Linked DNA regions of Mus musculus: region 1 is linked to region 2. The links are chromatin loops, found by intact Hi-C in ENCODE. Cell type or tissue: left cerebral cortex. All regions are shown on one strand. Links, peaks and the distances in the headings refer to the core of each region. The heading gives the core; the rest is flanking DNA. Region 1 overlaps Ptges (prostaglandin E synthase). Region 2 holds the start of Asb6 (ankyrin repeat and SOCS box-containing 6).

Region 1 (14,773 bases), core at 5,948-13,947, 56 kb after region 2:
TTTCAGCAGGCAAGGGCCCCAACTCCAAATGCATAGCCTCGAAAGAGCCTAGAGCCTCAGTTTCCCGGAGTATCAAGTGGCTCGGCACCTCACAGCCATGCTGGACTTCCATGAAAGGTTCTAGGATCATTTCTGGCCTAGACTGGTTTTGCTGGAGTGTTTGGCATCCAACTATCCTGCTGTCATGACCCTGGAGGGGGGGGGATGACTAAAGCCCCTGGGGGGGAACCCTGCTGGCATGGGGAAGAGCCTGGGCCTTTGAGAGTCTTTGATGGGAGTCACTGCTGCCAGCACCAGTGTATCTGGCCCAAGAGCCATTGTTTCTTCCCACTGCTGTTCAGTGAGGCGAAACCTGGAAAAAAAAAACCAGTTTTCATTTAAACACCCCCAGTTTCCAATTGCTCAGGAACTTCCCGAAAAACTCTCCTTTTTTGGCTGAAATGCCTCCTGCATTGGGTGTGTGCCCAAGTGGCGTTGCCTGAAGGAGGGCGGAAGTCAGCCCTAGGGATGGCTCATGTTCCACAGGCGTCCATCTCCACTTCTGGGCTCTTGCTCACCACCTGACTTGCAGCGCCCGGCCTTAGTTATTTTGGTTTAGGATTTCTTTCCCATCAAGAGGTAGAGTGGGGGAGGGGAGGGGTGAAGTGGGGGCGAGGTGGAGTGGGGGTGGAGGTGGGGATGGGGACATTCCCAGGCACCAGGCACACTCATCCATCTTAGCCTTTTCTCCTAAGACCAGACAGGGGTGTGGAGTGACAAGGAAGCAGGGGGAGGGGACAGGTGACAAGGCCAGTGTGCACCAGCCATTCTGGCTGGCTCTCCCCTTACATTTGGCTCATGTTTGCAAGTTTTTCCCAAAGAGGGGAAACTCTGAGTGTAAGCTCATCTGATATGCCAGGGTCCCTCAGCCTAGCTCCTGCTGCCATTTTAGAACAGAGTGCCTGGACAGGGGGATGGGGGTAGGGGAGCACTCTGACGGATGTGCTGGAGCAGGTCCTTAACTCCAGTCACACCAGTGAGAAAAAAGTCTGCAGGGCTGGGCTGTGGCTCAGTGGTGAGTGCTTGGCCAGCATGGGGCCTGGTTCTATCCCCAGGAGTAAACAAATAAATAAAGGGAAAGTGGGATTAGGGGCCCCGGTGTGGGGGCATGCTTCTCTAATCCCGGCACTCAGGTGGAGTTCCAGGGCAGCCTGGGCTACACAGAGAAACCCCCCCTGTGTGTGTGTGTGTGTGTGTGTGTGTGTGTGTGTGTGTGTGTAGTTGGGTGGATATGCATGCACCATACTGCTCCCGTGGAGGTCAGAAGACATCTTTCAGGGAGTCAGCTCTTCCACGCAACAGCAGTGGGCCACGTCTAACGTGTACTCATTGGCCAGAACTCCCACCTCTAGGAATCTGCAGCACACGTGAACAGCAAAAAAACAAACAACAACAACAACAACAAAAAATAAAAACACACACAAAAAAAAAACCTTCTGATTTACTATGGGGCAACTTATTGAAGATTCTTTTAGCTTCCAAAGATTCGAAATGCACCAAGTGTCTACTATGAGGGTCCTTTAACAGTCTGCAGCACAGTTGTGTGGGGACTAAGCGCTAGGGCCCATTCACTAACTGAGTGAATGAGCCCTGGAAAGTTTGTTACACAGGGAAAACATGGATAGCGCAAACGACACCCTGAAATGAGAGAGGAAACACTACACATATTGTGTTATACTTGAAAAGACAATACTGGACCAGGGTTAGTGCAACAATTAATTTAAAAACTGGTTTCTGCAGATAGAGGGAGGGACGGGAGGGAAAGCAGAGTCAAGTGTGCAGAACAGAGCTGGAAGGCTCCAGAATCTTAGTAAGTAAAACAGACCACTCAAAGCCACAGCACACAGGGCATGGCTGTGTGCTTGTTGACTCTTAAATGCTGTATTTTGCAGTCTTATAAACCGAGGGGCATGAGTTGGAGGGACCTGGGTCCTTTGCTCTGCTTCATCCCCTCCTGTGTCAACTGGACAGGGCATCATGGCAAGTGGTGTGTCCTAGCTATTGAAGCACACATTTGAGAAGCTGGGTATTGGCTCAGTGGGTAAAGTCCCTGCTAGGCAAGCATGAGGACCTGAGTTCAGATCCCCAGCACCCATGTGGAAAGCCACATGCACCACGGGGGTCTGGGTGGAGACAAGACAGGCAGATCCTGGGCACAGGGTGGAGACAGGCAGATCCTGGGGACAGGGTGGAGACAGGCAGATCCTGGGGCTTGGGGGGGCCACAAAGTCTGTCTAGCTCTAGTTCAGAGAAAGACACTGTCTCAAATGAATAATGAGTGGGTGGATGGGTGGGTGGGTAGATGGATGGATGGGTAGGTGGGTAGGTAGATGGACAAGTAGGTGGGTGGGTGGGTGGGTGGGTGGGTGGATGGATGGATGGATGGATGGATGGATGGATGGACGGGTGGGTGGATGAGTGGATAGATGGACAAGTGGATGGGTGGGTGGATGGATGGATATATGGATAGGTAGATGGGTGGATAAATTGGCAGGTGGCTGGATATATGGGTGGCTGGATACTTGGATGGGCAGACAGATTGGCAGGTGGGTGAGTTAGATGGATAGACCAAAGATGAGCTAAGAGGACACGTTCCTACCCCTAGGTCCAAGGCTACCTGAAGAAGGAGACTCAGGAAAGCCAGTGTAAAAGGAGCAGATGGCTGATCCTATGGATGTCACTGGACAGCGCCACAGGGACCCCCATAGGGCACAGGGAACATTGTGTACACAGTGCAGCCTCTGTACTGACTGACCCTCCACCTTTCCTCAGGTGACTGTCCCAGCCCCGGCCGTGGCACCAAACGAAAGAAGAAGCAGCGCCGGAATCGAACCACATTCAACAGCAGCCAGCTGCAGGCGCTGGAGCGTGTATTTGAGCGCACACACTACCCTGACGCCTTTGTGCGTGAAGAGCTAGCTCGCCGTGTCAACCTCAGTGAGGCACGTGTCCAAGTAAGTGGGGTCCACCCAGAGGCTCCCAAGGAGCCCACATCCAGGCTGGTGACCCGTGGTGACCCAAGGACAGGCACTTGCCAGTGGAGACAGTTAGCTCAGAGCACCTGGAGCCAGGACAGTGAAGTTCAGATGGAAACCTCACAAACAGTGTCTAACCCTGCAAATGAGTAGCTCATCTCCAGTGCAGGCTATGCTGTGGTTCAGGGAGCCGATGCTTATGTAAAAATATAGAGCCAGGGTGGGAGACGGCCCAGTGGGTAAGTGCTTGCCATGGCGGGAGGTCCTGGGTTCAGATTCCCAGCACCCGTGTAAAAAGCTGAGAGGGGGCAGCGTGCACCCGCAGTGCTGGGGAGGTGGAGACAAGAGGACCCTGGGGGATTTTTGGCAGCCAGTCTAGAACAGGCAAGCTCAAGGCTCAGTGATACTCTTTCTCAATAAATAAAATAAAACAAACAAATAAATAGAAAAAGACAACGTGGAGGGAAATAAAGATGCACACTACTGACCGCTGACCACTGATTGCCGCACACCCACAGATGTAAGTGTGTGCATATGAATATGTGCACGTACACACAGCACACACACACACTGCTAGGACCTTAGAGCCATGCTGAGTGGGAAGCTTTTGAGAAAGCTCTACTTTGTGTGTCCCTTCTAACCACAGGACCAGAGGGCTCACCTGTCCATTGGGCTGTTTTTGGTTTTTATGTGTTGGACTTCCCAGCACGTAACGCAGGCACTATTGACCACCCCCATTCTAAAGGAAGGGTCAGGAGAGGGTCAGAAAATGAAGCCACCAGCCCAGGTCCGGGGTGGCACCAGTGTGTTCCCAAATTCACAAGGATGTCGGTCTCCTCAAAGTCCACCAGACCCTGCTCGCCACACTCTCCCTCTCAGGTCTGGTTCCAGAACCGCCGTGCCAAGTTTCGCCGGAATGAACGTGCCATGCTGGCTACCCGCTCTGCCTCGTTGCTCAAGTCTTATGGCCAGGAGGCGGCCATTGAACAGCCTGTGGCCCCCCGACCTACCACGATGAGCCCAGATTATCTATCCTGGCCAGCATCCTCCCCCTACAGGTGAGAGTGGGGGACTCCTTTGTATCAACAAGTGCAATTAGACACACCCCCATGGGATCTTTAAGGCTACCGCTCTGGGGAGCTGTAGAGAGTTGAATGGTGTATGGATGAGTGTGTGTTTACATGACAGTGCGTGTGGGTATTCAAGAGCCTGCATGTGAGTGCTCACGTACACACGGGATCATAAGCGTGTGTATGTCCACATGAGCATTGATATGCATGTCTATATGTACACACAGCGGGGAAGCCAGGCCTGTCTGGAGAAGAGCAAAGTGGGTTCCACGCTGAGATAGCTAGAAAGCTGTAGGAAGAGTTTCAGGCTAGACCCAGCGCTCTTTGTCCATCTCCAGACGGGAAACAGAGTCTGGGAGTACTGAGGGCAAGTCTTTCTGTCCTGTGGTTCTGGCAAGGTCCAGGGCCATGCAGAGGAGTGGCATTGTTGAGATAGATAGATAGATAGATAGATAGATAGATAGATAGATAGATAGATAGATAGATAGATAGAAAGAATAAAGTAAAAAAAGCTCCTTCCTTGGGCTGGAAATACTCACGTGGTATACTGAGTTACATGTAAGCAAGCACTCATACATATAAATAAAACATAAGATTAATCTTAAAAAATAATGGCTCCCTCCAAGATGGCCAGGAGGGAAAGACAGATTGCTAATTGGGCCACCAGATCTTATAGCTTCCAGAGTTCTGTCTCCTCACCAGTATAGCAGGCTCTGTGGGAGCTGTGAGCCTTGGGAGGGGGTATTGTGGGCCCCCTGGATCTCCAACCCCCTTCCCTGACCTATTCTCACCCAGAAGCGCTTGGTCACAGAGTAGTACTAGGGTACTGGGCACATGTCCCACTCTCAGGAGGGTCACAATCCAGAGAGGAATGTCTATAAATAAATGGTAAACATCCCACGCTGTAGCCTGGGCCATCCTCCTGCCTCAGCACTAGAGGTGTTGGGATTATAGTGGTGTCCACTGGTGAGGCTCTTTTGACCAAGTGCTATGTCTGGAAGCTTGTCTCCTCCCCCAACCCTGCAACCCTGGCCTGGGCTACCCTGAGCTCATCAGGGGAAGTAAGACTAGCCAGACCCACCAACTGGGACCTGTGTTTCCTGTCTCCCCAGCTCCGTGCCTCCCTATAGCCCCGGAGGTTCAAGTCCTGCAACTCCTGGAGTCAACATGGCCAACAGCATCGCCAGCCTTCGCCTCAAGGCCAAAGAGTTCAGCCTACACCACAGCCAGGTGCCCACAGTGAACTGACTGTGCATTGGGTCCAGCTTCCTCCCTGGCCCAATGGCAGACTGCAGCAAAGGCAGTAGCCTTGTCTGTCTCTGTCCTCAGACAAACTGGGCAGCCTCTCCCGTGCCTTTTCTCCATCACAGCTTCCTGAGTTCCAGAGGCCTGTTGGGTGCTGGAAGCAGTTGAACAAGTCACTGCTATGGTGGCTGAGATTGTGGCCTAAGGCCCCTGGAGTGGCCTGGCCAGAAGGCGGAGCTGGAGTCCGCCAAGGAACTCACTTACTTATGTATTAAAACCAAAAAGCTTTTGTCTTTAAGGAATAAAACCATTTTTCGTAAGCTCCACGAGGCTTCAGAAGGGCAAGACGGGTGCTCCCAGAGGGTGCTCCCAGAGGATGCCAGGCAGGACCTGGGTGGCCTGAATTCTAGCCCTCCTGGTAGACAGAAGTCTAACAGCAACACTTGGCCTGGGCTGGCTCATTCGGCAGCCACAGTGGGGCTCGCAGCCTGCACGCCTGACAAGTGCTTTGGGTGTGGTCCTCCTGCAGGAGGAAGGGCAAAAGGCTTCTTTAGGAGTCTTGCTGGATGGTGGCCAGGGCACATCCCTTTCACTCCATGGGGGTGTGGAAGAGGGGTGACCATTCCTAGAGTGTGGAGAGGGGTGCAGGGATTAGACTCTTGCTGCTGAGCATGTGGAAGTGTGGCGTCCACGGAGGGTACCCTAGTTTCTTTTCTAGTTGATGGGACGAAATATGCTGGCAAAAAGCAACTGAAGGGAGAAAGGATTTATATTAGCTCATCATTCCAGGAGACAGCCAGCACTGTGGAGAAGTCAAGGTGCCAGGATCTTGCATCAGCTGGTCACATCCACAGTTAAGAGCAGAGAGGGACACCACATGTATGTTAGAGTCCCCACCCCCAAGCGTAGGGAATGGTGTTGCCCACAATGGGTGGGTCTTCTCACATCTTTTTGTTTGTTTGTTTGTTTTTGGTTTTGTTTTGTTTTTTGAGACAGGGTCTCTCTGTATAGCCCTGGCTGTCCTGGAACTTACTCTGTAGACCAGGCTGGCCTTGAACTCAGAAATCTGCCTGCCTCTGCCTCCCAAGTGCTGGGATTAAAGGCGTGTGCCACCACGCCCGGCTTTCTCACATCATTTAATGTAATCAAGACAGTCTGCCACAGTCTGCCACAGGCAACCTGATCCAGAAAACACCTCATGAGACTTTTCTCCGTAGGTGATTCCATATTATATCAAGTTGATAATTTAAACTGAGCATTACGTGGCTAGAAAGACGGCTCTGTAGTTAAGATCACTTGTTGCTCTTCCAGAGGAGCTGAGTTTAATTCCCAGAACACACTGAGCTGCTTACAATCTTCCATCATTCCAGCTCCAGGAGACCCAATGCTCTCTTCAGACTTCTGTGGGCATCTGAACTCATTTGACATATGCAAAAGAGATACACAGTCTTTTCTTTTTCAATTATTTTATCATTTATTTACACTCCAGTCATTGCTCCCCTCCCGATCCCCCCTTCCACTGTTCCTCATCCCATTCCTCCTCCCCCTTGCCTCTGAGAGGGTGCTCCCATCCAGGCTTCCCCCTTCCCTGGAACCTCAAGTCTCTCAAGGATTAAGTACATCTTCTCCCACTGAGGCCAGACCATGCAGACCTCTGCTATATATGTGCTGGCTGCCTCAGACCAGCCCATATACGCTACCTGGTTGGTGGCTCAGTATCTGAGAGATCTCAGTTGTCTGGGTTAATTGAAACTGCTGGTCTTCCTATGGGGTCACCCTCCCGTTCAGCTTCTTCAGTCTTTCCCCTAATTCAACCATAGGGGTCCCCGACTTCAGTCCAATGGTTGGGTGTAGGTATCTGCCTCTGTCTCAGTCATCGCTGGTAGAGCCTCTCAGGGGACAACCATGCCAGACTCATGTCTGTAAGCACATCATAGCATTAGTAATAGTGTCAGGTTGGGCTGGTGAGATGGCTCAGTGGGTAAGAGCACCCGACTGCTCTTCCGAAGGTCCAGATTTCAAATCCCAGCAACCACATGGTGGCTCACAACCATCCGTAACGAGATCTGACTCCCTCTTCTGGAGTGTCTGAAGACAGCTACAGTGTATTTACATATAATCAATAAATAAATCTTAAAAAAAAAAAAGTAATAGTGTCAGGCCTTGGTGTCCTCCAATGAGATGGATCCCAAGTCAGGCTGGTCATTGGACTGCCTTTCCTTCCATCTCTTCTCCATTTTTGTCCCTGCAGTTCTTTATTTGGGTCAGAAATTTTGACTGTGGGATTGAGGGCCTCCCTCTACTTGAGGTCCTGTCTGCTAACTACTGGAGGTGGACTCTTTAAGTTGCCTCTCCCCAGTGTTGGACATTTTGGCTAAGGTCACCCCCACTGAGTCTCTGGTACTTTCTAAGGGTTCCCCCACTTCCCACCCAACCCCAAGGCTGCTTATTTCTATTCATTCTCCTGGTCTTCTGGTCTTCTCCTATGCCCTCCCCTCTATACCTGATCTGTTCCCCTTTTCCCTCCCCATCCCCTCTCCCATCCAGGTTTCTCCCTCCCTCTGCCTCCCATGAATATTTTCTTCCCCCTTCTAAGTGGGATTAAAGCATTCTCACTTGGGCCTTTCTGCTAGTTACACTTCTTTTGGTTTTTCAAGACAGGGTTTCTCTGTGTAGCCCTGGCTGTCCTGGAACTCACTTTGTAGACCAGGCTGGCCTCGAACTCAGAAATATACCTGCTTCTGCCTCCCAAGTGCTGGGATTAAAGACATGCACCACCACCGCCTGGCTTGCTAGTTAAACTTCTTACAGTCTATGGGTTGTATGCTAGGCATTGTGTTCTTTTTGGCTAATATCCACTTATCGGTGATTATATACCATGCATGTCCTTTTGGGTCTGAGTTACCTCATTCAGAATGATATTTTCTAGTTCCATCCATTTGCCTGCAAAATTCACAATGTCCTCATTTTTAATAGCTGAATAGTATTCCACGTTGTAATGAACCATATTTTCTGTATCCATTCGTCAGTGGAGGGACATCTGGATTGTTTCCAGCTTCTGGCTATCACAGATAAGGCTGCCATGAATGTGGTGGAGCACAGATCCTTGTGGCATGGTGTGGCATTATTTGGGTATATGCCCAAGAATCGGTATAGTTGAGTCTTCAGGTAGAACTATTTCCAATTTTCTGAGGAACCGACATATTGATTTCCAGAGTGACTGTACCAGCTTGCAATCCCACCAGCAATGGAGGTGTGTTCCTCTTTCTCCACAACCTCACCAGCATGTGGAGATACACATTCTTTTTTTTTTTTTTTTTTTCCGAGACAGGTTTCTCTGTAGCCCTGGCTGTCCTGGAACTCACTTTGTAGACCAGGCTGGCCTCGAACTCAGAAATATACCTGCTTCTGCCTCCCAAGTGCTGGGATTAAAAGTGTGCGCCACCACACATTCTTATACATTAAAAAAAATTGTTTTGGGGCTGGAGAGATGGTTCAGTGGTTAAGAGCACTGACTGCTCTGCCAGAGGTCCTGAGTTCAATTCCCAGCAACCACATGGTGGCTCACAACCATCTCTAATGGGCATCCGATGCTATCTTGTGGTGTGTCTGAAGACAGCGATAGTGTACCCTCATACTTGAAATAAATAAATAAATCTTTTTAAAAAGATTGTTTTGAGCCTTGAAAAAAATCACCACTGCTCTGAGATCTTAGGCAGACTCACAGCACAGAACTGACAGCTGAGGCCATTAACAGGCTTTATCCCATTCACAGACAGAAGTGGGGTGACAGAAGCCACGTGCCACCAGCCAGTGTCATCATTTAGGAGGGTCTGCAGACAAGGAAAGTCGATGAAACCTCCCTGCCCCATGCAATCCCAGGGAGAGTACAGCCTTGCAGCTAAAAGACATCCGAGGACAACCCTAAAAGCAAGACGGCTGGCCGTTCTCCATCAGGATGACCTGCCCAGCAGTGGCAGGTCAAGCTGCCCTCCAGGACACTGGCATAGCCTATCTAGATGTGCTTCCTGCACTGGCCTGGTTTCCCCATAGCTGCACCTCTAGCTCACATTCCAGGAAGCACAGCACTTTAGACTGCCTATTCTTATGCAAAGGGCACACTGGGGTTCAGGGGGACCTTGACCTCCAGATCTTCTAGCTTCACTTCCTGAGTGGTGGACATGTACCACCACACTCATGGGCATCACCTGGGTTGTTTTGTTTGGTTTCTGTGTGTATGAACACGTGCACACATACACACATGTGAGTGTAGTGCCCAAAGAAGCCAGAAGAGGGCATCAGATTCCCAAGCCATTGGAGTTATTATTCAGTAAACTGCCCGATACAGGTGCAGGGAACCAAATATCCAACCTCTAAAAGAGCAACAAGCACTGTTAACCACTGAGCCATCCCTATATCCCCTGGGCATCAATGTTTGTTTAAAAGGTACTGGAAGGTTGGGTGTGGCTCTGTTGGCAGATTGTTTGCCTAGTGTGCACAAAGCCCTGGGCTCCATCTCTACCACCTAACAGTAGACATGATAGCAGATATTCCATCTTTCTATTTTAAATTTTTAAATTTTATTTTTATTTATATGTATTGTATGTTGCCTGCTGTGTGTGCATGGTGGAGCTGCAGGTGCCTGTGAAGGCCAGAAGAGGGCGTCAGTTCCCCTGGAACTGGAAATTTCAGCAGTTGTGAGCAACCTGATGTGGGGGTTTGGAACCTGGGCTCTCTGCAAGAGCAGCAGATGTCCTTAACTGCTGAGCCATCTCTCCACCCCACCCTACCCCCAGGCCTGCCAACTTTCTACTTTATAGTCCCCAGAGACAAAATACCACAAAAACCCTGAAGGTTGGCTTGTCTGCTGTAGACATGGGGTCCCACTGAGTGGGGGCCTGCAAGGTGGGCCCCAGACATGCTAACATTGAGAAATGCTGGAGGCCCTGTTCCCACGGGTGACCAGGAGGATGTCAGTGTCACTTCCATTCTGGCACTCCAGAGAAAATAAACCGACTTAATCGTTTGCACATGCTGCTCTGGGAAGCTGAGGGAGGGGCATGCCGCCCTCTCTGCAAAGCCGAAACTATTTAAACAGTTCTGTCCCCGCTGTGCCTGGCTGCAGATCTGTGTGGGCAGCTTCCTGGGCACCCGTCCCAGGCGATCATCTTTCTATAGAGCCAAGGCACCTGGGGCCCCAACCCAGCCCAGAAGGACTTGGACTCCATTCTCCCCTGGCTTTGCCTATTTGACCAAGGAAAGAGGACATTGTGTCTGCTTTTATTTCTTATAGCAAACAAAGGAGAGAGGGAAGGAGGGAGAGAAGGAGGGAGGAAGAGACATAGAGACAGAGAGAAACAGAGATTCTTGAAGAAAAAAATAAGAAACCAGCAAAAGACCCCAACATGTGGCTCAGAGCCTTGAGCAAGGCACTTCATGCCCCATCACACCTGGCTTAGGTGGTACTGGGGCGGATCCTAGGGCTCTGTGCATGCTAGCTAGACAAGCTCTCTACCAACTGAGCCAAATGCTCAGCAGTTGCTACTGTGGAGGAGCATAGAGTGAGGGGTAGACACAGAGGAAGTCAAAACATTCCCTCTGTGGGGATGGAGAGGCTGCAGCAGTTCAAAAGGTGCGGCTCTTACAGAGGACCCCCCCCCCCCGTTCAGTTCCAGCGCCCAACTCCCAACTCCTGCTCCAGGGGAGCCACTGGTCCCAAATGCTTGAGAGAGCGTGCATGCTCTCTCTCTCTCTCTCTCTCTCTCTCTCTCTCTCTCTCTCTCTCACACACACACACACACACACACACACACACAGAGTGGGAGGGGGAGAGAAGGGGAAGAGGGAAGGGCAGAGGGAGAGAGAGGAGGAGGGGGAAGATGGAGAGGGAGGGGGGAGAGGGTTTCTGTGCAGCCCTGGCTGTCCTGGACCTCCCTCTGTAGACCAGGCTGGGCTTAAACTCAGAGATCCACCTGCCTCTGCTGCCCAAGTGCTGGGGCTAGAAAGGGATGTGTCAACGCTCCTGGCTAAGTGTGCAGAATTACAAATGAAGTGAGTCTTTAGAGGTTGGAGAGAGGCTTTAGCTCGTAAGAGCACTGGCTGTTCTTCCAGAGGACCTGGATTCAGTTCCCAGCACCCACATGGCAGCTCACAACTACTTGTGACTCCTGTCTAGGGTCACAAGGAGAACTCATTCTGTCACTCTTTTCTGGCCTCTGTTGGGCAGTGTACACCCATGATACACAGACACATAGGCAGGCAAGCATGCATAAAATAAGAATTCCCCCAAAGAAAATAAGTTAAATACGCCTTGAAAAACTACTCCCTCCCACCAGGCATGGTGGCCCAGGTCTTTAATCCCAGCACTTGGAAGACAGAGGCAGGCGGATCTCTGGTCTACATAATGAATTTCAAGTCAACCAGAGTCCCTGTCTGAGCAAGAGAAGGAGTTCTCTTTGTCCAGACAACACTGCTTATCACATCTGGGTTGGAGGTGGTGGGTTGTTTTTTGTTGTTGTTTGTTTTTTGTTTTTGGCTTTTTTTTTTTTTTTAAGAAGAAGAAGAAGAGGAGGAAGGGGAAAGAAGAAAAGATTAGGAAGGTGGAGGTACACCTGGGAAGAGTTAGGGGGTAGCAAGAGATTGAATATTTTTTTAAATTTTTAATAAACTAGCGTGTCTAACTAAACAAACAGCCAATTTCTAGACTGTCAACAGATAGGACAAAAATAAAAGACAGAATAATTCTGTGCTGTAAGTTTATGTTTGGTGAACAGAAAGAGAAGCCACCGGGATGCTTTCTCCCTCTGTGATAAACACGGTGACCACAAGTGGCTTGTGGGAGAAAAGGGTTTGCTTCACCTCACAGCCTACTACAGTCCATCAGGAAGGAACCCGGAGGCAGGAGCAGATGCAGCGACCCTGGAGGAGCAGATGCAGCGACCCTGGAGGGGTGCTGCTTGTTGATTGGCTGGCTCCCCTTGGCTTGCTCAGCCTGCTTTCACATACAGCCCAGGACCTCCTGCCCCAGGGTGGCACAGCCCCCAGTGGGCTAGACACCCACAGTGCCCATCAGAAGTCAAGAAAATTGCCTACAGAAACCATGCCCAACCCGTAGGCAATTTTTTTTTTCTATTGCGGTTCCCTCTTCCCAGACGACCCTCACTTTTAGTCAAGTTGACAAAAACAACTAACCCACAGACTCCTTAATTTCCCCATTCAGACTTGCAAAGTGACATGGGTCAAATCCATGGCTGGTGCTGGTGCATTGCACCCACATTGCATGCCCTGCATGCAGCTGTGCAGCATTTCCTGGGAGAAAGGAAAGCACGCCAAAGGGACATACACTTTAAGGAGAGAGTACATGGGACCCCACGCCTGTGCCACTGTGTCACACAACATATCTGTCATTTGCTGCCTCCTGAGAGATTGCTGGGATTAAAGGTGTGTGCCACCACGTCTGGCTGTTTGACTTTCAAGAGTCTTAAGTACGGACCCCTCAAAATCCATATAACTGGAGCTAACATAGAAACCCCTAATTCTCCTGTCTCTACTCTTGGGATTACAGGAATGAGACTTTAAAAATAGATGTGAGCCCAGTGAGGTCCAACGCTAGAGAGGCTGTGAACCCAGTGAGGTCCAGCATTAGCGAGGCTGAAGGAGAATTGCTTTGAGTTGGAGGCAGCCTGGCCTATTCTGAGTTCTAGACCTGCCTAGGCACCATGGTAAGTTATAGACTACCCTGGGCTACAAGATGAAATATATGTGAGCTGGTATGGTGGCACTAGTCTGAAATTCCAAAAGGGATTCACGTATGACTATGTCCCGGTAAGCACACGCTATGCATCCTGGGTAGTTAATTACCTGACAACCAGGGCTGACTGAAGAGATGGCAGAGTGTCCAGGAATGGCTAGGCAATACTGAACTTAATGCCATTGGCACATGTCTGCAACCTCAAATCTCAGGATGGTTGCAAATGCATGGCCAGAGCGGGAAACCACAGAGTATATGGGCCAGCAAGACAGTTCAGCAGTTAAAGGCACTTGCTACCATGCCTAGGGATCTCGGTTCAGTCTCTGGGCTCACAAGATGGCTGGACAGAACTGACCCCTCTCTCCAGTGTTCTCTGACCTCCACATATCTACCATGTGTACACACATGTATACACATACACATATGCGCGTGCACGATACCTACATGCAGACAGCCAGGCTGGCTACTGGCCCTTGAGTTTATATGAACCCCAACTTGGCTCTGACTGCCCCCCCCCCCACTCAGAGGTTAGGACATGTTCCAAGACACTGGGACAGCTGTGGCTTCCCAGCTTCTTAGAGGCCCATTAAGTCCTTGGCCAGCTCCTATGTCTGGGATTCTAGGCTGTTGCTCAGTCCACTCCACCCTGGGACCCCATGAGCCCAACCACACCAGTGTTTGACCCTAGGGTCAGATAGGACTGGCCTTGTCTGGGTGGAGTTCGGGGAAATCGGGGAAATGGATGCTGTCTTAGGGTTTTGTTGTTGTGAAGAGACATCATGACCACAGCAACTCTTATAAAGGAAAGCATTTAATTGGGGCTGACTTACAGGTTCAGAGGTTTAGTCCTTTATCATCATGGTGGGAACATGGCATGAAGGCAGACATGGTGCTGGAGAAGGAGATCAGAGTTCTACAACTTGATCTGAAGGCAGCAGGGGACTGCCCCAGTAGGCTGAGATTGAGCATATGAGACCCCAAAGCCCACCTCACAGTGACACACCACCTCCAACAAGGCCACACCTCTTAATAATGCCACTCCTCCCTATGGGCTAAGCAGTCAAACACATGAGTTTATTGGGGGGCCATTCCTATTCAAGCCACCACAAATGGCCTCAGACAAGAGACCATGTCAGAAAAAAAAAGGAATCGAGAGATGCAAGAGATGCTGCTGTGGTAGCAGGGCTTGAGGGCTGCAGGTGCTGTGTTGCAGCCTCTGGCTGGATTGGCAGGTGGCACCAGCCACACTGCCTCCCTGGACAGTGCTTTGCTCTGTGCTGTGGCCTGGAGCCACCTGTCTTGAGTCCAGATTTGCAGCCAGGAGATCACTCCCTGTATTCCCTATCATGAGGGCTGGATCAGAACAAGCCACTAGGTCCTGTCTCTGCTCCTGCCAACTGCCCAGTGACACCCTGCTGAAACCACTGTCCCCACCTCTCTCCTGCTTGGAACATAGAAAGGGTACCTCGGCCTCCTTAATGGCCCTCTTACCCCGATTTCCCACCCCTCCAATTTCAACTTCATACCATGGCACACAGGTACTGATTTCTTTGCTTTTGAGACAAGGACTCACTGGGTAGACCAGGCTGGCTTCCAACTCAGCTATCCACCTGCCTGTGTGCTGGATTGAAGGTGTGCACACTTGAATTTCTTTATACATCCTGGCCAGCATTAGCGTAACTCACCTCCCTGCC
Region 2 (14,773 bases), core at 3,427-11,426:
TAGAACCCAGGACCACCAGCCCAGGGATGGCGCCACCCACAGTGAGCTGGGCTGTCTCTCATTAATCACTAATTGAGAAAATGCCTTACAGCTGGATCTCATGGAGGCATTTCCTCAACTGAGGCTCCTTTCTCTGTGATAAATCCAGCTTGTGTCAAGTTGACATACAAAACCAGCCAGTACAGGAGCCATGCCTGTGTGACCTAACAGCTCATCTGGAATGCTAAGCATAGGGCTGCTGACCTTGTAACACTTGCCTTCTCACGGGGGGGGGGGGTGGGGGGTGGGGGGGGTGGGGGGGTGGTGGGGGGGTTGTACAGTACAGTACATAGATAGCGCTGCTGTGAACACTGTGGGCTTGGCCCTTTTGTTTAGGGGCTTTCAGCTCCACCTTCCGATCCAGGCCTGGGAAGGGTGTGTGGTATGATGGGTAGGTGTTGAGCAGGGCTGGAGGGCACCCAGTCAGCTTAAATCCCAGCTTCTGACTCTGCTTTTGTGTGGATAACGTCAGAACTCTGGCCTCCTTTGGCATGAGATGGTCTTAAGATCGAGAGAGACGCTTGCTGGCCTGTGCTGAGGGCACACATACGGCACGCTCACGCCTCGCTTCTCCCCAGGCCACCTGACGGATCAGCACCTGGCTGAGTTTCTGCGCCGCTGCAAGCGGGGCCTGCGCCCCAATGGCATCATCGTCATCAAGGACAACATGGCCCAGGAGGGTGTGATCCTGGACGATGTGGACAGCAGTGTGTGCCGGGACCTTGAGGTGGTCCGCCGGATCATCCGCACTGCAGGCCTCAGCCTCCTGGCCGAGGAGCGCCAGGAGAACCTGCCAGATGAGATCTACCATGTCTACAGCTTTGCCCTGAGATGAAGCCAGGGCCAGAGCTGGGGGCCAGCAGCTGGCAGGCCAAGAGACACACCATTGACTCCAGTGGGAAGGGTCAAGCCCTAGGGGAGGTGTGCCCTGGATTGGGGCACTGCAGCCCTGTCACTCTAAAGCACCCTGGCAACTTCCCACAGGGCTATGGAAAGCAGAGTTGGTCACCGCTGGTCTAGCTGCCTGAGGGGAAAGACTTCACTTGGTTGCCTAGGGACCTCAATGTGTGGACTGCTGTGTTCCAGGACAGCCAGGCCACACATGGTACCTGCCAGACAGTACCAATTACAGAAATGGTCACAGCCCCATATCCTCTTTGGTGATGGGTCACAGCAGCCTGCAGCTCCTAGGAGCTCCTCTCTGACACAGCCAATAAAAGGGTGAGTCCTATTCTCAGATGCCCCAGGCAGTCTGTGTGTGGATGTATGTCAGATCGCTTGAGCGTGCCAAATTGTCATACAAAGACACAGAGTTTAATCTTATAAATATATTTAATCATCTCTGCTCATTCCCAAAAGCCAAGCTGACTGCGAAGATCTCGTGAGGGCTTGGCACTAGAGTGGAGCCAGCTTCAGGCCTCAGCAGTGTCTTCTGGGCCCCTCATAAATCCTGCTGTGCTCGTGATGCCTTTAAACAGAAGGCACCAGCCCCGAGACCTGGGTGTGGCATGAGCAGAGCTACCACCAACCACAGTGCCAGAGCCCTGACCACCACAGGACTGGGCAGGCCTCTAACCCAGAAGACCAGCCTGTGGCCGCCTCAGTTCTGTCCCCAGCTCCTCAAAGGCATCATGAGACCCGAGGCGGCAGAATGAATGGGTAGGGCCTTACTGAATGGCCCAGGATTTTTGGCACTGGTCCTGGGAAACCCCAGGCATGTGCCTCCGCCATGGGACGAACCACAGCTGCCAGGGCTCTGAGGGGCCTGGGCCTCATTCCCTGTGCACAGCCTGGTCAGCTCCTAATACAGAGGGCAGCTGTATCCCATCTGCACTGGCCCCTCCCATTGTGAAACACTGAGAGGGAGGGGGCGGGGATCTCCCTGGAGCAGCCTTCCATGCCTTTGGCCTCCAGGGCACCACCCTAGTGGTTTCATAGCAGTAAAGGGCAGGCCTTTCCCAGATAAAAGGGACCCCTCCCCCAAAGGCCATTATAGGTGCCAGGTCTATCCTCAGGCTGGTTTCAGGTACCCCAGATCATTCCACCCTGGGACTTGTCAGCAAGTGTCTTGGGTATCACTGTGTGCACTGAGCAGGTACCACTTGAGCCTGTCGGGCAAGGGCAGTGCTTTGACCTTGGTGTCCACAGGCCACGGTCGCAGGCACAGCCGGATGGACACCCGGCACAGGTGTTTGAGAGGTGGCGGGTAGCTCTCGAGCTGCCTCAGGGAGGCATGAAGGGCCTGGATCTTCCCTGCCAGGCTACCCACTGGGTGGATGTTGAGGTTCTCAGGCAGCTGCAGCCTCTGGGAGCTGGTCACCATGAGGTCCAGCACGGTCTCAGCCTTATGCAGAAGCTCAATGTGGCTGTCGTCCTCGGCACAGCCCGGGTGCGAGCAGAGCCTCTCAAAAACGAGGTTGAAGCCAGACCAACAGGATGCACCGTGCAGGGAGCAGTTGTAGGCGGCTCCGGACTCCAGCAGGAAGCAGAGGAGCGGGAAGTGCAGCTTGAAGCTCTTGAGGCAGATGTGCGTGAGGGACTCATGGGCCGGGCACTCGCTGGGGTCGGCACCGTGGGCCAGCAAGAGCTGCGTGACTTGGAAGCAGAAGCGGTTGATCATCGGGGCCTCCTCCTTGTCCCCACAGACAGTCTCACCGAGCAGGAAGATGATGCAGGTGAATACAGTGTCCCCATCCTTGGTGGTGGCCTTGACGTCTGCCCCTGAAGAGCCATGGGAACAGAAATGAGAGGTGACCAGCAGCCCTTACCAGACAATGGTGTAGATGTGTGTGTGTGTGTGTTGGGGGGGGGGGGTGAGGAGCAGCAGCCACAGCTATGGACAGACAGGGAACCTCACCTCCCTCCAGGAGGAGCCGGATGTTTTCTGTGTTGTGGATCTGCACACCATCGCTGCTGGCCAGGGCGTGAAGTAAAGCTGTCTTCCCTACAAAGAGGAGGGAGGTGAGGCCCAGAGGAGGGTGGAAGCAGGATTCTCAGGCCGAGGGAAGAGCGGCTGGCTTGATTTCATCCACACAAAAACAGGAATAAGAGGGCCAAGCAAGGTTAAGACCCGCCTGCATCCACACACAGACGCTGGGTATACTCACCTCTTAAAGATGCTTCCTGGGGCAGTGTGCAGACAGTGACCACACTCTCTCCAGAGTCGCTGGGTGCTGGACTCAGGCAAATTGCCACCCTCTGCCCGTATGCCAGGTGTGGCCATGCCATCGACTGGGGCCAGCACCCAGGCACTTGGCCTGTCTTTTCTGAACCCTTAACAGGTGTCCAGCCCCAGGGATGGCCAGCCCTCCACCCCAGCACTTAAGTTTTATTATTTTATGTATGAGTGCTTTGCCTGCATGATGTATGTTTGTGTGCGCTATGAGGTCTCGAGATCCCCTGACACTACATTTACAGACAGTTGTGAGCTGCCCTGTGGGTGCTGGGAACTGAGCCGGATCCTCTGCAAGATCAGCAGTGCTCTTTTTTTAAGATTTTTTAAGACACACCAGAAGAGGGCATCAGATCTTGTTACGGGTGGTTGTGAGCCACCATATGGTTGCTGGGATTTGAACTCATGACCTTCAGAAGAGCAGTCAGTGCTTTTACCCGTTGAGCCATCTCTCCAGCCCGCAGCAGTGCTCTTAACCTCTCAGCGTCTCTCTTACCATTCTTGTCAGCTGCATTGACATCTGCTCCAAGATCCAAGAGGCGCTGCAGGCAGGGCAGGCGTTCGGGTTCCTCGCTGGCCAGATCCAAGGGGCTGCTCTCATGGATCTGAGCCAAAGGGGACAGCAGCTATGTTGCCCGGAGCCTGCAAGGCTCCTTGGTAAACTTACCAAACATGCCCAAGCCTGGAGCTGGCCCTTACCCGGTCCCTCCTGTTGATGTCAGCCCCGTGGCGCACCAGCAGCTCAACCATGTCAGGCTGGTTTCTCAGGACAGCAATGTGCAGGGCTGTGTAGTAGGTAACAGGGTCTGAAGGCAAAGAAGTTCAGGTTAGTCTGTTCTTGAAGGTTCGGGACCTAGCCTCAGAGCCTCGCCCCAGCACCCCTTTCTCAGGTGTGTAGATCAAGTCCTTGTGTGTTCCCATAGGCTACAGCATATCTGCCTTGTCCTGGTGTGTTCCCATAGGCTACAGCTTATCTGCATTGTCCTGGTGTGTTCCTGTAGGCTACAGCTCATCTGTATCGGCTCCTTTCTGCTTATTTCCCCCTCAGGGCTGTTCCTGAGGAGAATGCAGTGTGGCTTCATGCTCCAGCTTAGCACAGCCAGCCTTTGTTTTGTTTTGTTTTGTAAAGATTTATTTTATTTATATGGGTGTACTGTAACTGTCCAGAAGAAGACACCAAATCCCATTACAGATGGTTGTGAGCCACCATGTGGTTGCTGGGAATTGAACTCAGGACCTATGGAAGAGCAGTCAGTGCTTTTAACACTCTGAGCCATCTCTCTAGGCCAGCCTTTGTTTTCTTGAGCCAGGGTCCCTACTACCTTGCTCTGGCAGCCCTGACCTTGCTAGGTAGCACAAGGTCGCTAGAGATCCTTCTGCCTCAGCCTTCTGCATGTATCACACAGCCAGGCCCTTTGACCATAATGTGGATGGGTTTTGGAATAACCCCCCCTCCCCAACATCTGTAGCTTGTAGGATTCCCAAGTTCCCTGTAGTCTCTGAGCCTGTTTTCCAATGAAAGGCATGAAGGCCTGTGTGGGGGTCAGCACTGACCCCCACAAGCTCATAGGCAGCCCTACCTGTCTCCTACCTCCTAGGGGTGACAGCCAATGGCAGGACAGGTGGCTGGCCCTTCATCATTCCTGATGCGTAAAGAACCTATGCAGCCTGCTGTAACAGATGCCCAGTGTGGCTTATCTTCCCACCTCTAGGGCCAGAGCAAAACCTGCAGGACAGCTCAGAGCAGAGAAATCACCTGCCCTTAGCTCTGGGCATTGCCAGTGTATTCTCTACATGGTAGAAGGATTGATCTGGAAGATGTGGGAGTAGAGGCGCTAAGAGCCCCCAGAAAGACACCCACAGGAAAAGAACAAGGGAAGTCACCCCAAAGACCGGAGGAAAAGCAGTGGCTGGGCCTGGCTGCCTAGTCCTCCTCACCCCACCCCCATCCTCAGGATGCTGCTGACCTTCGAAATTGAGGTTGGCCCCACTCTGCAGAAGGACAGCAGCTGCCCGGGTCAGGCCCAGCTCAGCCATCTTCAGCAACGCATTGCTCACGCCTTCCTGGTAGAATGGAGAGTGAGCCTTCTGCTCCAGCAGCTCCGTGAGGACCAGGATCCGGCTCTCCTCGCTGGAAGCAGAACTGTGCACCAAGAGGCAGAACAGAGAAAGTGGGAACTCACGGGGGCCAGTGGCCCTAGCCTGTGTGCCCTTTCACAAGCATCCACACAAGCTGCGCATGCTCTGTGGGGCACAACTCTTTCTTGGTCAAAAGCATTAAGTGATTTCAAAGCCATCCTTCAGCATGCTGTCAAAGTGCTGGCTCTGCCCCATCTTCTCTCACACCACCTTGAGGGTAGCCCTAAAGCTCTCACCCTTCCTAGACAAAACTACCTACTAAGTGCATCTTGGGCCTGGACGCTGTTCCATATGTTACCCCAGCTCTGACAACGGCCCAAACACCACCTTCAGAGTCACCTGGCCACGACGCGCCTTACTTGCTCTTCGCCCTAATCTCACCCACCAGACCTCTTGCAACAGGTGGGCCCTAAGATCTGACCAACGCCCGGACACAAAACGCTTATCTGGGGCAGCCCTCCTAAATATGCTGGGCTCCGCCAAAGGAGGGCAGTAGCGCCTTGTTGTGCAGCCCTGCGGCCCCGCCTCCGAGTTCTTAAAAACGCCTGGCACTGCATTTACAGAGTAGGCCGCAGAGGAAAGGGCTGATGTGGTTTAGAAAAGACATCCTTGGTGAGACTGCTAGCTCCTCTGCCCCACCCTACTCTGCATCTCAGACCGCGATGCCGGTCTGGGTGCTCGCTTGTCTCTGTAGCACAAGCACTCCGAAGGCGTAGCGCTCCGAGTACCCAAGGAGGTCTGCACAGGGCACACGGACCACACCGGCTTGCTTCCCCAGAGGCTCTCGGAGAGGCCTGCTGTCTGCCGAAAGTCCGGTCGGCCCCAGCCAGGACGTCTCCAGCATCCATGCACAGGCAGCAGAGGCCCGGGTCTTCTGCCCTACAAGACACTCCGAGCCCGCCTCAGGCTGGAGCTCGAGCTCGCGGCCACGCAGCTCCCACTCCCGCTGCGACAACCACAGAGGACCGCAGCGACTTACTCATCCAGGGGCTCCTGCCGCTCCAGATCCTGGATGCCCAGGGCGCCAAGGATGGCGTCCACTAGGGGCTGGTACTCAAAGATGATCCTGCGGAAGCCGTGCAAGAACGGCATGGCGTCGGCCGCGTGTTCCGACACCCACAGGCCACCACCTCCCGATCTACCGGTTCAGACCCCGCGCCGGTGAGCAATCCTCCCAGGCCCCAGTTCCGCACCGGAAGTTATCCTACCACTCCTACTTCCGGTCCGTGCGGGCCTTTGAGGGAGCATGTGAGTCACACTGCCCCCTGCCGCCGGGGAGGACCTCGCGGCGATCATCACTGTCCGGCTCCGCCCCGCACTGAAATTCCCCGCGAGGCCGCTGAAGGGCGTCTGAGCTCCGACGGGGCATGCGGCCCCGCTACTGACTGGCTCCAATCCGAGGTGACACAGGCCCTATTCGGAGCCTGAACACTACTTTCTGCAGCCTACTTGACTTTGGCCACTCTCTAAGGAAAGGCTGCAACCACCTCAGTTTCTCCACTGTGTAGACCAAGTGGCGTAATGAGGATCTTGCACCCCAACTCTTCCCCACAGACGCTGGGGGCAGTTCCTTATTCTCTGTCCCTTGACGCCTAGCCAAACAGGCTGCCCACTTTTCCCACTTTTCACTGGAGGGACTCTGTGAACCTTCATGTCCTGATCTGGAAAATTGGCATAATATCACTTGCCTAGACCCTGAGCAGGAGGAAGCTTTGACATAGCAGAAAGGACTGTACCAGGTAGCGTCCCCCTACGCAAATTTGAGTGGCTGCAACTTTGAGTCCTGCGGCAAGGCCCTGATGACTCTAAAAAGGTCAGTTATGGGGAGGTGTCAATGGTCCTGAGGCTGCACCATCATAGGTGTAGCTCCAATCCCTTATGGGGGCTTGTGTTCTCTCTGCTTGGCACCTGCCATCTGCCATAGAGTTACTGGCTTGGAACAAAATTTCTTCTTTGTTTTAACCAAGAGCCTTCCTGCCTCCACTTCTCAAGTGTTGGGATGCTAGGCTTGGTTCCAGGATAGCCCAGGACACCAAACCCAGTGGCCAAGGATCTTACACAGAATGGGTACACAGCTCCTCTCATGACCTATTTCAGCTCTATGGGACTCTGCACCCAACAGAGTAAACACCAGGTTGGTCATTGTTTATTGGGTTGTTAAGGGAATAATGGGGAAAAAATCTGTACAGGGGCTGGAGAGATGGCTCAGCAATTAGGAATACTGGCTGCTCTTGCAAAGGACCTAGGTTCTGTTCTTAGCCTGCCAGGACTACATAGTGAGGCTCTATCTCCAAGAGGGGGGAGGAGTCGGGTGGAGGGTGGCAGGTTACTGGAGAGATCTTGATCAGCCCAGGTTCAGCTCCCAACACCCTCATAGTGGCTCACAGCCACCCATAACTCTAGGCCAAGGGGATCTGGTGCCCTCTTCTGGACGCTGTGGGCACAGGCACAAAAGTGATGCACATATGGCCATGCAAGCAAAACATCCCTATTCATGGGGAAAAAAAAAAAAAAGTTCCCCTTTGGGCCTGGGAGTTGGCTCACCGAGCAGAATGCCTCGAGTTCCATACCCAGCACCATGAAGACTGGACATCGTGGCTTCCTGCTTTGGGTCTGTGCCTTTGTCCAGGTCACTTCTCCTTTCCTCAGTGGCTCCAGCACTTGGCTTTGGAGGCTGCCCTGATCCAGAATAGCAGTAGTTTAGCCTCCTGACATCTACAAGACCCTTCTTCCAAATAAGGTCACTTTGAAGGTCCCCAGACTAGAGCTTCAGTGGAACTCAGAGGGCAGAATACAAACCCCATGCAACAGGTGAATCTAGGTGTGGTCCTTCTGGCCTTGGCCTCACCATCTTCCCCTAGCCTAGCCTTTAATGGCTGATCCGTCTCTCCAGCCAGTCTTCACCTCTGACTTGATCACTTGCCTGGCTCTCACAGGCCGAGGTCCAATGAAAGGCATCTTGATGTCACCAGTGTCTGAGAGAAGGGACAGGCAGAGTAAGAAGAACTGGGCTGCTGAGCTGGTTCAGGAGGTGGAGGCTTGCCACCAAGCCCTGTGGCCTGAGTTCAGTCTTTAGGACCCTATGGCAGAGGGAGAGAACAGACACCTACAGGTTGTCCTCTGACCTCTACACACATACAGCACGTGTGGATACATGCATACTTAGTGTAAATACACATAGAACACATGAGAATTAACTTGCATTTATTGGAGCCCTCCTCGGGTCCTAGCACTGGGCTAAGCCCTCTTCACACTGATGCTGTGAAGCCGTTAGATTAAGAGGATTGTTCCTTTTCACAAGCAGGAATGTGGCTCAAGGTTTCAGAGCTGGCCCAAGGAAGCACAGCAGGGTAGACTGTCAGCCAGTCTATCCGACCTCGGTACATATAAGCCACCAGGGACTCACACAGTCCCTTTAGCTTCTCTGGCTTTGGATCTTTAGAGGGTCTAGACTTGCAGGAGGGAGGAACTGACCTTTGCCCTTTCATAGCCCTTAGGCATCTCACAGAGGAGCCAGGCTCCACTGCCAGCCAGTCACCCAGGCTCCTGTCTTTAGAAAGCCCTATGCCCCTTGACCCCTCTTGTCAGCAAGGGGTCCTGTTTCCTCCATCTGCCTTCCATTAAAGTTGTCATTCAGAGCCCCTGCCTTCAGCTCTGACCCTTCCCTCTCTTTTCCTCACCACTGCTCCCTCTGTGCCTGACTAGACAAGCTCCATCCTGGCACCCAACTCCAAAACTTCTCAGCCATGTGAGGGACAAACACAGTCCTTAGACCCTGAAAAGGTCTGTGCATCCTCCTTACTCCCCCAGGGAAGTTTAGGGGTTACACTGAATAATGTACAGAGGTAACCTTAATATATAAAGAACTTCCAAAAATCAATAAAACAGTAAACATTTCCTACAGGATATAGGCACAGGATATGCATAGGTGAATCACAGACGAAAAGTCAACAAGCATGAGAAGAAGTGGCTAGCCTCTCTACCTGTCCATCAATAATGACAACAATGACCTTTAATCCCAACACTCAGGAGGCAGAGACAAGTGAATACTATGTTTTCACATCCATCCTGGACTATATATTGAGTTCCAGGCCAGCCAGAACAATCAAATGAGATTCTATTAAAAAAAAAAAAAAAAGAAAGATCAAAAAAATTCTTTCAATATCTAGAAAGCTGTGTGTGTGTGTGTGTGTGTGTGCGCACACGCGCACATCAGAGACCTTAGGAAGTTGGTTCCTCCAACCATGTAGGTCCTGGGGATTGAACTCAGATCTTCAGCTTGAGCAGCAAGCTCCTTTATCCACTGAGCCATCTCGCTGGCCTACCCTTCTTTGGACTTGTATGGCTTTTTTCTGCAGTGAATATATCCTACAAGAGACCTGAAGCCAGAAAAGAGCTGTGGGTAAGGAGTAGCCTGTGTGCACCTCCTGCATCTGAGGCTGAAGTTTGGTCCAGCTCAGTCAACCTTGTTCCCCTCTCCAGACCCTGTCAAGAAACATCCTCACCAAGGTCACTTCCTCAGTGCTCCTCAACTCCTGGTTCCCCAAGCCAGGAGTGATAACCTTCATTTGACTCAAGGGTGGCAAACAGTCCTGAGCTCTGTGGAGGGAGAAAGGCCTCTAGTATCCACAGTAGCCTTGGCCTGAGGGTGGACTGGTTTCTCATTGATCCTTGGGAAGACAGACAGACTGACAGACATAGATACACATGCGCACACACACATACACACACACACACACACACACATGCTCTTGTTCTTATATCTGCTCAGACTCACATGCACTATCTCACACATGGACGGACATTCTAGGGCATAGGAGTATTCACAATTATTCTCACCTCCTCCACACACACACATACAGGTACACACACCCCGGCTCACTTTCTCAGACACAACATATAATTCATTTTCGTTCACTGGCTCTGTCACCTGGGCCTGGGGAGGGCAGCTGCCAGGACAGGTGGTACCTTGGCCCCATCCCAAGTCCTTCGTGGCTCCCATAGGAGACTGGTCTTTAGCCAGCTGTCCCTCAGAAGGCCCTGGGTGGGCAGCTGGGAGTGGTTCCCCTTTTCGCACCCTGCTTTCCCTCCACATCCTTCCTCAGGGGTTTGTATGTAACTGGAACCTTACTGTCCATCAGGTGAGCTATTTGAAAATCATGGCTGCCACTACAGCACCCACCATGGAGGACGGGTCTGAGCTCAGTCTTTGGGTATGTGTGGGGACTGAGGCGCTGAGCCAATGAGCTCAGCCTATTTCTGAACTGCTGTAATGGTCACCACCCTCTGGTCCACTCCTTTCTGTTCCTACTTCCCGCCCTTATGATGGCCTATGACACTGAGTGGCAGGTTCACTGTAGTTGGTCCTGTTCAGCTCCAGTTTTTTTTTTAAAGATTTATTTATTTATTATATGTAAGTACACTGTAGTTGTCTTCAGACACTCCAGAAGAGGGCATCAGATCTTGTTACAGATGGTTGTGAGCCACCATGTGGTTGCTGGGATTTGAACTTCAGACCTTCGGAAGAGCAGTCGGGTGCTCTTACCCACTGAGCCATCTCACCAGCCCTCAGCTCCAGTTCTAATGCAGGAGACAGAGGGCCCTAATTTATAAGTTCCCTTTGTAGGCTCATAGGGGAAACTGAGGCACTGGGAGCTGACTGAGCTTTCCTACCCATCTCCTGGGACATCTGCCCAGAGCCCCTCTCTAAGGTGAGACACCAGTCTAGCTTCAATTGCTCTACCTTCTAGCCCCTGCAGATGGTCTGTGGTTTGGGGTCACAGTGTGGAGCTCTGGGGTGGTCACTTATAGCTGAGCTGGGCCCAGGCTAGTTCCCTGGTGGGCAGTCTGTGACCATGATGTGTATATTGAGAGGTTGCCCCATGGCATCTTCCGCATCTCCAAACAAAGCACAGGCCTTTAATTCCCCCAGCTGCTGTATCCCCAGGGACCCAGAAGCCCAGGAGAACAGGGATGAAGTACATAGAGTCCCAGGGACCCTGGCCAGGGGACAGCACGGACTGTGGGCCTGGGCTCTGGCTGGCCTTTGCTCAGCTTGAAAGCCTATCCGCCCAAGCAATGGATGCAGCAGGAGATTTGTTAGTTTCCTCTCAGGGTCCTTCAGGGTCTGCCAGATTTGCAGACTGTGACTTCCAGGTCCCTGTGTGGGTAATCAACTGGCAAACATGGCCCAGACCTGTCCCCAAAAGATCTGCCTAAATACCAAGTCACCGCGACCTCTGTGCCATCTGCGCTGTGGTCAGACTGCACAGAGGACTTGAGGCTTACTCCGTTGGTGGCAGATGAGTGGCTCAGAGTCCTGGCCCCAGAGGTTCCCCCATCACAGAGGCTCACTGGTGCCTACTTGGCCTGAAGCTCTGGCAAGCACAGGGTATGGGTGGGTGGGGGGCCTCTCTTAGGAGAGAGCCCTGCTGGCACCCTCTGCCTGCTCAGCAGAGCCTGACCAAGCCTGCCAAGAGCCAGCAAGAGGGCTTGGACCCCTGGAGGTAGGGGAAGGAGGGATGGACAGAAATTGGGGCCAGGGGCACTTGCTCCTGGGAAGACCAGTTATCTGTGCCCTACCCTGTTGGCGAAGCTGACTCAGGGCAGGAAGGACCCGTCGCCATCCGTCAGGGAGACAGTGGGCCCATGGCTGCTGGAGGAGGGAGCCAGGAAATCTGATCACTAAGAACCTCTCCTGGCTGTCTGGGGAACTTAATTAAATTGCTGGAGAGGGCCACATCTGGAATCAATATGTGGCCTGCTGTTTCCTTCTTTCCCCCAGTCCATGTCTCTGCTGGAACAGAGAATTCAGCAGAGAAGGGAGCTGCTTCCTTAGACACATGGAGAAGGGGAGAGACAAGGCAGGCAGGGACTGGAACCCAAGCCCAGAGGGACACTGTGACAGCACAGACGGGGTAGGGGTCAGAGAACCAGGAAGATGACTGGAGAGCAGAACTGAGAGAGCCACGAGTCAGGCATGCTCTGGAGTTTGACTGTAGTCAAGAGGTGTATGTCTGGGGCTGAGTTTGTGGCTCAGTGGGGAGAGCACTTACCTAGCAACCATAAGGACCCAGGTTCGATCCTCAGGGGTACATAAAAATCACCACTTGAGAGATTGTGACAAGCTCAAGGCCAGCCTGGGCTACTTGAGACCCTAGCATAGAAAAAATTCAAGCACAATAAACCTTACATCTATTTTACAGGTAAGAAGTCACCAGATTCTGGCACCAGTCCTGTGCATAGCCAGCATTTGCCAGGGTCATGCTCTGGCTGACACGAGGTGATGCCTTTGGATACCCTCGGGCATAGATTCTGTTATTTCTGTGTTGGTGACAAGAGGGAAGCAAGCTAACCCCCTTGGCCGAACCTAGACTGTCCATACCAATTTGACCTTGGCTTATCTGCACACTGTCTAGCCATCCTGTGTGCGCCATTTCAATTGGAATGATGTCATGGAGCAGTTATTTCTTACTGGCTGGTGTGGGGTGTGGAGCTCTACTATGGGGAGGCTACAATGTATCCTGCAGGCACCAGGTTGGAGCTAGACCTCTGAGGCTGAAGCTGTCTCGGATGTGGGCCCCAGACCCAAAGGGGAGCCCAAGCAACAGTCTCCCCTGCAGAGCATACCCCCCCCCCCCCCCCCCCCCCCCCCCCCCGCCCAAGCAGGTCAGGCCTCAGGACAGGAAGGGTGTATGCTTGGCCAGCCTTGACGACTGAGAATCCTGCACCATGACCAAAGCCACTTGCAGCCTGGCTCTGAGAAGAGAGCAGATTTCTAGGCCGCCTGCCTGTGAGGCTGCCTCGGGTAATCTCTGCCCCCCCCCCCAAATCCAGTGCAGCTCTGAAAGCCCAGTTCCTTCTGTGTGACCACCTTCAAAACAGCTTTGTGCACATCCGACAGCTGGGACCCTCTCCTCCTCATGCCAGACCCAGCACTGCTACTCTGCCTGGTTCCTCCCCACAGGGTCACCCTGCCAGCTCACAGCGGGTGGAGCACTGGGCTAGTACGTGTTTGTGGTATGGATGTCCAGGACCTTGTAGTAAAAGGGTGAGAGATTTTTAAATGTCACCTGAACTCTCTGGTGTAGCCAGGAAAGTAAGACACAGCAAGGCAAGACCACGACGATGAGAAAGCTGACTGCGCCTTCCGCCTGGGGTGAGTGGGGCTAGCTGGTGCTCTGTGGGTCTGTCTGGACCTAAGCATCCATCTAGCTGCCTCTGGCTGGTCCTCTTTGCTGGGTGCTGTTTGCTTATATTATACCATGACCCCTCCCCCCACATACACACCCTTTTGTCTCCTTGGTTTCCTTACTTCAGGCTCAGCCGCGCCTCTGTAGGCCTGCCCTGTTCCCAACACCACGTGGAAGGCCCTCAATAGAATTGTTGATAGTCGCTGCTGGGCTTGGTGGCACACACCTTTGGTGCCAGTGCTGGGTGGCAGAGGCAGGCCAGTCTCTGAGAGTTTGAGGCTTGCTTGGTCTTCTTAATGAGGCCTTGTCTCAAAACACATAAACAGACCACAAAACTCTTGTTGATGGTTACTACGAACGGGATTTAGAGGCAGGGTGTTTGAACCTGTCAGGGGAAGGGGCCCAGCAGCAGCTGGCACGGTGGACACACACCACAGGTCTCTAACACAGCTCTCAGGAGAAGAAGGTTCGAGGGGATCTTGGAAGCCAGCAGCAGTAGCCAGGGAGCAAGAAGCTCCAGGCCAGACTCAGTTCAAATCTAGGTTGAGCTTCCTGAGGGGGAACGGCCCCTCTGAATCTGGGGGCCAGGGTTGAGTAGGTAGATGGGCAGGGTAGCAATGGGAAGGTGCGGAACCTGAGGAACGTGGGGGATCAGATGCGTAAGGGTGGTAGGTATGTTTGGGTGCACAGTTGCCAAAGCCTGTTTAAGGTTCACCAGGAGGGGCTCGAGGCATGGGCCAGTGGCCTACTGCAGACCAACCTCATGGAAGAAAGAAGTCGGAGACCTCATCCCGGCTCCTGTCCCAGCCCTGACAAGGTGATGATGTACAGAGTTTAAAATAAGCCATCCTCATTAGCCACACATTGTTTGCTGGGAGAAAAATGATGCTGTTCCCATGAAGAGGAGGGAAAATGGAGGAAGGAGAGGAAGAGGAGGAGGGAGAGGAAGGGGAGGAGGAAGAGGGGGAGGAGGAAAAGGAAATTTCATTAATACAGCCGCTTTTCTTTTAAGAGTCCCCAGGCATCCTCCCTTTGAGGAGCCTGTGGGAGGAATTGGAGGCTAGATCTTCACTCAGTGGCTAACGGCCCAGCAAGTGTGGGAGGGGGTGGGGGTAACTCAAGGCTCCCGGCAGAAGGGTGTGTTAATCTACATGCCTCAAGAAATTTAAGCAGACCACTAAACCCCACTAAATCGGAGCAAAGGAAAGGTGGAAGGGAGCTTTTTTCCCAT

What was found. Peaks named below come from ENCODE experiments on the same cell type or tissue, not always from the same donor. Only the 100,000 strongest peaks of a DNase experiment are listed, where the experiment ranks them.
Region 1: it touches region 2 in a loop (2.0-fold over the local background); 3 of 42 quality-filtered maps call a loop at or near these places.

Annotation. Positions count from the first base shown.
Region 1 is chr2:30,875,599-30,890,371 of GRCm38, forward strand. Ptges (prostaglandin E synthase) reads right to left here. Exons shown (of 3, transcript NM_022415.3): 3 at 13,873-14,773. It overlaps Prrx2 (paired related homeobox 2), which reads left to right. Exons shown (of 4, transcript NM_009116.2): 2 at 2,812-2,993; 3 at 3,894-4,072; 4 at 5,197-5,649. The coding sequence ends at 5,332. Among named protein-coding and RNA genes, the nearest start is that of Gm52550, 20 kb to the right of the region's middle. In left cerebral cortex, for the core only: a CTCF peak has its summit at 9,971 (motif pointing right); DNase peaks (open chromatin) are centred at 10,098, 10,443 and 10,802; H3K27ac peaks cover 1,311 bases.
Region 2 is chr2:30,821,745-30,836,517 of GRCm38, forward strand. It overlaps Asb6 (ankyrin repeat and SOCS box-containing 6), which reads right to left and starts at 6,556. Exons shown (of 6, transcript NM_133346.2): 1 at 6,330-6,556; 2 at 5,179-5,354; 3 at 3,911-4,017; 4 at 3,708-3,816; 5 at 2,897-2,983; 6 at 1,353-2,760. The coding sequence starts at 6,442. The coding sequence ends at 2,096. Ntmt1 (N-terminal Xaa-Pro-Lys N-methyltransferase 1) reads left to right here. Exons shown (of 4, transcript NM_170592.3): 4 at 618-1,289. The coding sequence ends at 874. In left cerebral cortex, for the core only: CTCF peaks have their summits at 5,829 (motif pointing right), 6,647 (motif pointing left) and 7,787 (motif pointing left); DNase peaks (open chromatin) are centred at 5,883, 6,586 and 7,763; H3K4me3 peaks cover 1,456 bases; H3K27ac peaks cover 845 bases.